Linked DNA regions of Homo sapiens: region 2 is linked to region 1. Evidence: chromatin contacts called from ENCODE Hi-C or POLR2A ChIA-PET data. All regions are on one chromosome and are shown on one strand. Each heading gives the region's core, a stretch centred on a gene start or an enhancer-like site at or near the end of the contact. The rest is flanking DNA. Distances are from core to core; before and after follow the strand shown. Region 1 holds the start of EPC1 (enhancer of polycomb 1). Region 2 has its middle 37 kb from the start of IATPR.

What was found. A loop is a pair of places that touch in the nucleus more often than their neighbours do. ChIA-PET counts read pairs that join two places held with the same protein, here RNA polymerase II (POLR2A). Pooled maps may share reads with other maps.
Region 2: a pooled map shows a loop between it and region 1 (2.4-fold over the local background). The contact joins the enhancer-like site here to the promoter of EPC1 in region 1. A Hi-C loop is called at or near these places in 1 of 168 maps with a recorded cell type or tissue (CD4-positive, alpha-beta T cell) and 1 of 50 pooled maps. POLR2A ChIA-PET finds 5 or more read pairs at or near these places in 3 of 52 experiments (Panc1, activated CD4-positive, alpha-beta T cell and activated T-cell).

What each region holds. Positions count from the first base shown.
Region 1 is chr10:32,345,823-32,348,957 of GRCh38, reverse strand. It overlaps EPC1 (enhancer of polycomb 1), which reads left to right and starts at 1,800. Exons shown (of 14, transcript NM_001272004.3): 1 at 1,800-2,195. The coding sequence starts at 2,043. EPC1-AS1 (EPC1 antisense RNA 1) reads right to left here and starts at 1,594. Exons shown (of 2, transcript NR_104163.1): 1 at 1,483-1,594. RefSeq lists silencers at 1,210-1,339, 1,350-1,819, 2,490-2,769 and enhancers at 2,090-2,149, 2,170-2,269.
Region 2 is chr10:33,152,326-33,155,557 of GRCh38, reverse strand. No RefSeq gene overlaps it. Among named protein-coding and RNA genes, the nearest start is that of IATPR, 37 kb to the right of the region's middle. Within about 2 kb of position 1,447, at least 5 of the 41 ENCODE cell types and tissues checked have a DNase peak (open chromatin) inside an H3K27ac peak, as active enhancers do; they include CD4-positive, alpha-beta T cell and Panc1, where a contact is called at or near this core.

The sequences.
Region 1 (3,135 bases), core at 551-3,050:
TGCAAAGTTAACCCACACTTATCCTACATAATTTTACTCAGATATCATCTCTTCCAAAAAGTCTTCCCTTGCTACTTCATTAGAACTACTCTCCTGGGTTGGGCGCCACTCTTGCCCCTTCCCACAGTGGCCTGGGCTTCCACCATAACACTTAGCTCGCCGTGTGGCAGTTGCCATTCGCGGGTCCTTCTCCCCACTGTGTAAGCTCCTCCAGGAGCCCTGTGGGTGCCAAGCTGACTTGGAAGGCTATGAGGGCTCAATACACACCCTCAATACTCATTGAATGAATAAAGGCACGGTCTCTGTGTAGGAAATGCAGGTGAACGTCCTTATGCCTCACTTAAGTGAGCTGCCAATATCGGAGTTTAAGTATAATTTTGGAGAACTGCAATCCGTCCTGTTTTCTCCCTACCCCGCGGGAGCTGGCTAAACCAGCCTGGAGGCTAGCAGTTTGCCTGTGTGCCCTAAGCTAGTGACAGCTCATATCAAGCCCAGTATTTAAGGAGCGTGATTACTTTTACTACGTAGTTCCCAGGGAGAAAAGCAACTCAAAACATTTTTGTATCTTTTTGTATCTTGTTGCACAAGATACAAAATTGTGCACTAAGATACAAATTGAAACTCGAATTGAAATTTGGCTGCCAATTTATTAAACCCACCCCAACAATCTTCCCTATTAACAACAACAACAACGAAGAGATCTCAGGATACCCATTTTCATGTGTAATATAAACCGATGCCACCCATCTATCATATCCATCTAAATCTAATAATTCAGCTTTTTGTTTGGCGGGAGTACGACAGGTCTTTATATGATTCAATGTTACAAAGTTTTTCAGAGGACAAATGATGAAAGTGTGAACCCACGGCTATGATGAAGCCGCAGTCTCTTTGAGTACAGAATCATGAGCTAGATATAAAGAACTGGCTTTAAATTCTGAAGTAGATCTTGCTTTTAAATGTTATAGTGGTGGGTAATAATTTCCTTTGCTTCAGTTACTATTTAAAAAGTAAATATGTGTAGATGAAAATGCAGGATTTAAAAAAATCTACTTTGTAGAATAGGATACCTATCATTTATATTAAGCCCAATGCGTGGGAAACGGATCAATGACTTGATGCGGTGCCTATAAAACATTATAATCCAAAGTTGCATTAGGACATAAAAATAACTGCTGATAAAAGTTTACTCAAAGTAGCATCTGCCCCTAATTCAGTTTGTATTTTTATCGTAAAGACCTAAGGCGCCGCGGGAACTAGGCTGTGCGTTCGCCCCCCGCGGCAGACGGCGGCGCGCGGCGCCTCTGGAGCGCCCCTCCGAAGCCCCGTGGGGGCGGCCGTGGCCCCGGGGCAGCCGCTGGCGAGCACCCCAGAGGTCCGAGCCCTCCGAGCCCCAGGTGCCCGGGGCCCGAGCCCCGCCTGCCACTCTCCCCAGCTGCCTTTCCAAACGGCGGCGTGCTGGTGGAGAGAGTTTTCCCGCACCTTGTTCGCCCGTCAGAAAGCGGCGCCGGGAGGGAGCGAGCGTGAGAAAGTGAGCGTGTGCGCTGCAGGAGAGCACGACCCAAGAGCCGGCGCCCGGTGTCCGAGCGCCCAGTCCGCCCTGTCCGCCCCCGGACCCGCGAAGGGCGGGGGCCCGGAGCAGCGAGGCGCGGGAAGCGAGGCCGGCGGGTGCCGGGGGTTGGCGGGACGCGCGCTTCGTGCCGGCGCCGGCCTCGAGCCCGCGCTCCCTCCCCCCGCCCGCGTGCCCGCGCCGCTGCGCGATGCAGTGTGGGGAATGGCTGGGGTTGGCTGAAGAGCGCACAGTGGAGTTTTAATGTCCGCCATGTTGGCCATGGCGTATTGAAGAGAGCGAGCGAGAGAGGAGCGGAGCGGCACAGCCTCCCACCCTCCCGGCTGGTGTTAGTGCCCGGACGGCGGGCTCTGCGCTCCGCCCCTCAAGTCCCCGGCAGCGGTTGGCGAGTGGGGACCGAACCCCCGGTTCTCCATGATCCCGCTGGCCGGGGCCGTTTCCCCAGAGCGGAGAGGTATCTGCTGCGCCTGAGATGAGTAAACTGTCGTTTCGGGCGCGGGCGCTAGACGCCTCGAAGCCGCTGCCGGTTTTCCGCTGTGAGGATCTGCCCGACCTGCACGAATACGCCTCGATAAACAGGGCCGTGCCGCAGATGCCCACCGGAATGGAGAAGGAAGAGGAGTCGGTACGTGTTAACTCCCCTGTCCGACCCACCGTCAGGCCCGCTCCCTCTGCTGCCTGCGGCGGCGGCGGAGCAGCAAACCCACACAAAATGGCCGCCATCTTCTCTTCGCCGCCGACTCTCAGTCGCCGGCCGGGCCTATACCCCGCCTCCCCCAGCCTCGACCCCCGGCCGCCGCGGCCCAGCGGGGCCCCTTCTAAGGCCACCCGCTGACCCTGGCCACTTGTACCCGGGTCCCGCGGAGTTCGGGGGCCCGAAAGGCACAAAGGGGTCACGTGACGAAGCTGCCGGCAGCCATTTTGTGTCTTAGTTCTTGGGTTGGGCCTTGTGCATCCGGAGAGGGGAACGGGCTGGGTGGCTGTGGGGGTGCGGCGAGTCGGGAGCCGTGGAGGACCCGCCTACAGGCCTCTCCGTGGGCCGCTGGGTGGCGCTCCAGGGCCACTGCGGCCTGCGCGCCGCTGCCCGGGCCGGGAGCGCAGGTTCTGTGCACAGTCGGGGAATTTGATTGCCCCATGGTCTGGGAAGCTTGTTGGGCTCAGTGCAGCCCCCACGTGGAGCCTCAGACGGGCATGTCATGTCGCCTGCTGCTCTATGAGGCTTTTCTCCCCCTCTGCAAGGAAATGTCGAGGGTGCAGCGTGTTTGCCCGGACGACTTACTTTTCTAGAAGATAAGACTTACTTTCAGTGTCCTCTTTCTGGGACGTTTGTATCCATCCCTCTCCAGAGCTAGTTGGTCGGAGGATAATAAACCACTATCCCTGACTTTTTCTGTGATCCTTGCGAATATCTTGCAGATTTGTTTGGAGTACCTCTCTCTTCTGAAGCCTGTAACCTTACCTATTTGTAAAATAAATTTAAGTTCTCCTGCTCTCTGGTATCTCAACATAGGGGGAGAAAAGACCCAATTTAAGTAACTTTTATAGATCTAAATTTCGAAGGAGGA
Region 2 (3,232 bases), core at 198-2,697, 810 kb before region 1:
CTCTGCTACTACAGAAAGATGCACTAAAGCATAGAAATGGAAATATCATCCTTGAAGGCAAGCAAGTCATTCTGCTTTAATGAGAATGGTGTGTGTGGTGGCAGTCTTCAGCTCCAAACTGAAAGCTGTGAACCACCCCCAGAGCAGAAAGACCACCATTGCTTCCCATATGTGTGTATTTTAGGAAGGGGTGATGATTAAGTCTTAGACACCATTTTTGTCACTACCAAAAGAAAAAGACTAAACAGATGTTCTCTGGGCCCTTTCCAAGCCCTGGTTTATTTTGTTCATCAGTGACTTCGGAAGTCTCTTCCCGACCCTTCACTCTTGCAGAAGAGAGGCAAGTAAGAAGTGAATCTTTCAGAAGATGACAATCTGATTTCCAACAATAGTGTCTTGCAGTTTAAAGATTTTAAATAAGTATCATTTGCAAATACATTGTTTAAAGTTTCCCCAGAGATTGCTAGTAAGGCGAATAGCCCTTTGCATTGGTAGAGAAGGAGGACAGAGTCCTAAGTTTTCCAGCGATTTTCAGGTGATCCCTTCCATTCTCCAAGTCCAGGGGAATTTGAGGCTTCTGTGGCATTAGTGATGCCGACAGGCATAAAAACTGAAATCTGAATATCTAAGCTCTGAGTAGTCTGCTTGTTTTGTGTTTGACCCATTATTCAATGGTTGGTGAGTATTTGCCATTCCTCTAAAACTTCGTATTTTGTCACGTTGCCATACTTCTGGAAAATGCCTGGAATACTCCCTCCCCATTCCCTTGGGATTTTCTACTCATTCTTGGAGCTGCAGCTCAAATTTTCCATTCAATGAGATTCTTCTTTGTCCCCGCAAGTGAGAGAGAGAGAGACAGCCACCATCTGTGTCTCCAGAGGGCCTTGTACAGGCGCTATTTATAGCAGCATCATATTATAATTAAATTATGTATTTGTTTTCTGTATTTGTCAGGCTATGGTCAATAAAATAAAGCCCTTTCCAGGTAGTTCAACAGGAGGAATTTAATGCAATAAGCCAGTTACAAAGATGTTGAGAGAGTGAATAAACCAAAGAAGACGTAAGGGGGCATCTCAGATTTTAGTTACACTAGGAAGCTGCTAGCAGTCACAGGGCTAAAAGAACAAAGGTAAAGCATAAGCTGTTACCAGAGCCCAGCAGTCAAGGCTCCCTGGCTAGATCTGGTCCAGTGGAACTAGGATCACTGGAACACCACCTGAAGCAAAGAGAGATGGGGATGATTCTCCCACCATCTACCCAATACCCATCCTCCAATCTCAAGCCAGTGTCCCCACGGCCTTAAACAGAGACCAACGCCTGTTGCTAAGGCTATCTGGGAAATGCAGATTTCAGAGAATGGCCAAGGACTGGATGTGACAGCAAAGAAGCAAGTAACTGCCTCCCATACCCATCTCTCTCAGTAGACACAGAGTTTCATTCTGATTTCTCCAGCACAAGAAAGATACTACACGAGTTTGCTGAGTAAAGTGCTGAACTGAAAGTAAGATCCATTTCCTTTGTATTCTTGTCAAAGGAGCTTATGCCTCTTTAGAAAAATAATACCAACCTTCTTAGCCTAGCCTAAACCATTTTCTTTTTTCCTCCCTTCAGTTACGGTGTTTCCATCTTTGTCTGTTGGCTTTGTACAGTCTACACATTCTCAAACTTCCAGGAGGATGAGAAGCCACTGGTAATCTTGTTTGAAATTTGCATTGAATTTAGTTCTCTGCTCCCAAGGGCCCTGCTCTGTAGGCCAGTCAGGCTAAGAAAGGAGCTGCTTTGCTCTCAGAAACTTTTTAAGTCTTTTCGTTACCAATTTGCCAGCGTGAGCACATAATGAGGTCTTGGAGTAGCAGATAGGGAATTCGTTTCTCAGCCAAGTGGCTGAACTTGTAGCCATCAGATCGTGGACCATTATCTATAATCACTTCACAGATATTCCACAAAGATAATTTTCTTTGTATGATTAAAAAAAAAAAGCCAGGTCTTTCTCAAGGCTTTCATTAAGCCTGGGCCAAAGCAAGATGAGCTCATGTTGATACCTAAGAGGGTGTGTATCTCTTCTCTAAGATGAAACCATGGGGCTTCAGTCCTAGCTGTGAAGCTACCTTCCAAGAAGCAACCAACGGTAACTATATGAATGGGCGTTTACTAGTCTCTGAATCTCTGGGCTGTTTCCCATTCGTCAATTTTTACATGCAGGATCTGTGTTGGTGATGTCTATTTGTCATGACATTCCTCAGAACCTGCTTATACATCAGCTTAGCACCAGATTCCTTGCTCAAGTTCAGGGGGATACAAGATCATAAGCTACTCTGTGGAGAAACAAATCTGGAAAACTCCATGAGAAAAAAAAGTTCTTGTTTGAGAAAGATGGGTAAGTTGGGGACAGTGGTTTGCTGAAGCCAACTTGTGAAGACCCCCAAAAGCTGATTGAGTGCATCTCTTCCCAACTCTGTGTTCAAAATGGCATCATGCTGGTAGCTTGAAATTGACCAGAATGTTGAGTAGTTACACCACAAAGGCTGGCAAACACTGCAACTCGGGGCTTGTTACTATTAAGTCTTCTCAGAAATCTGGTTGCAAAACATGTACCTCTTGAAGGAGAAGAATCCCATCTTTGCCAACCTCTACCCTTTGATAAAGTCCATCAAATAAGGATTACTAAGAACATACTTGTGGCCAAAAAAAAAAAAAAAATAGGTTTGTTAACCAGCTACGACAAGGTTGATGGAACACCACGGGAATTGTGGAGCATCTCATTAAGATGGGGTTGCAGCGGGGCTTGTTATGGGTTTTGGGCTTGTGCAGAATGATTTTTAAGAGGGGCTAGGGAAGATGGAAAGCTCTATATTGGACGCTGCCATGAAGAACAGGCGTTTAGAAACTAGGTATGCAGCAATCATTATTCAGGAGGAAGAAGAGTGAAGTGGGGCTGAGGGAGTCACTGGGAAAGAAGTCGCCATTAGGTAGGAAAGCAATAATTGCTCAAAAGGACAGAGGTTGCCCATCCCTCTGCAGCTGTGGGATGGCCTGGGAGGCACGCTGTAAATTTATGTGGTCTTGGCCAAGTCCCATCACGAACTTTTTTTTTCTTTGTAGATTCTATTGGGAACATCATAGTCTGATAACCAGCAGGTCTAAGACTTGGACTCAGGGTCCTGTTTCCTTGGAAACAGCAAAGTTAAGATAACTGTGGAATGTTGTGTTCAAACTTCTTATCGTCTGGTTT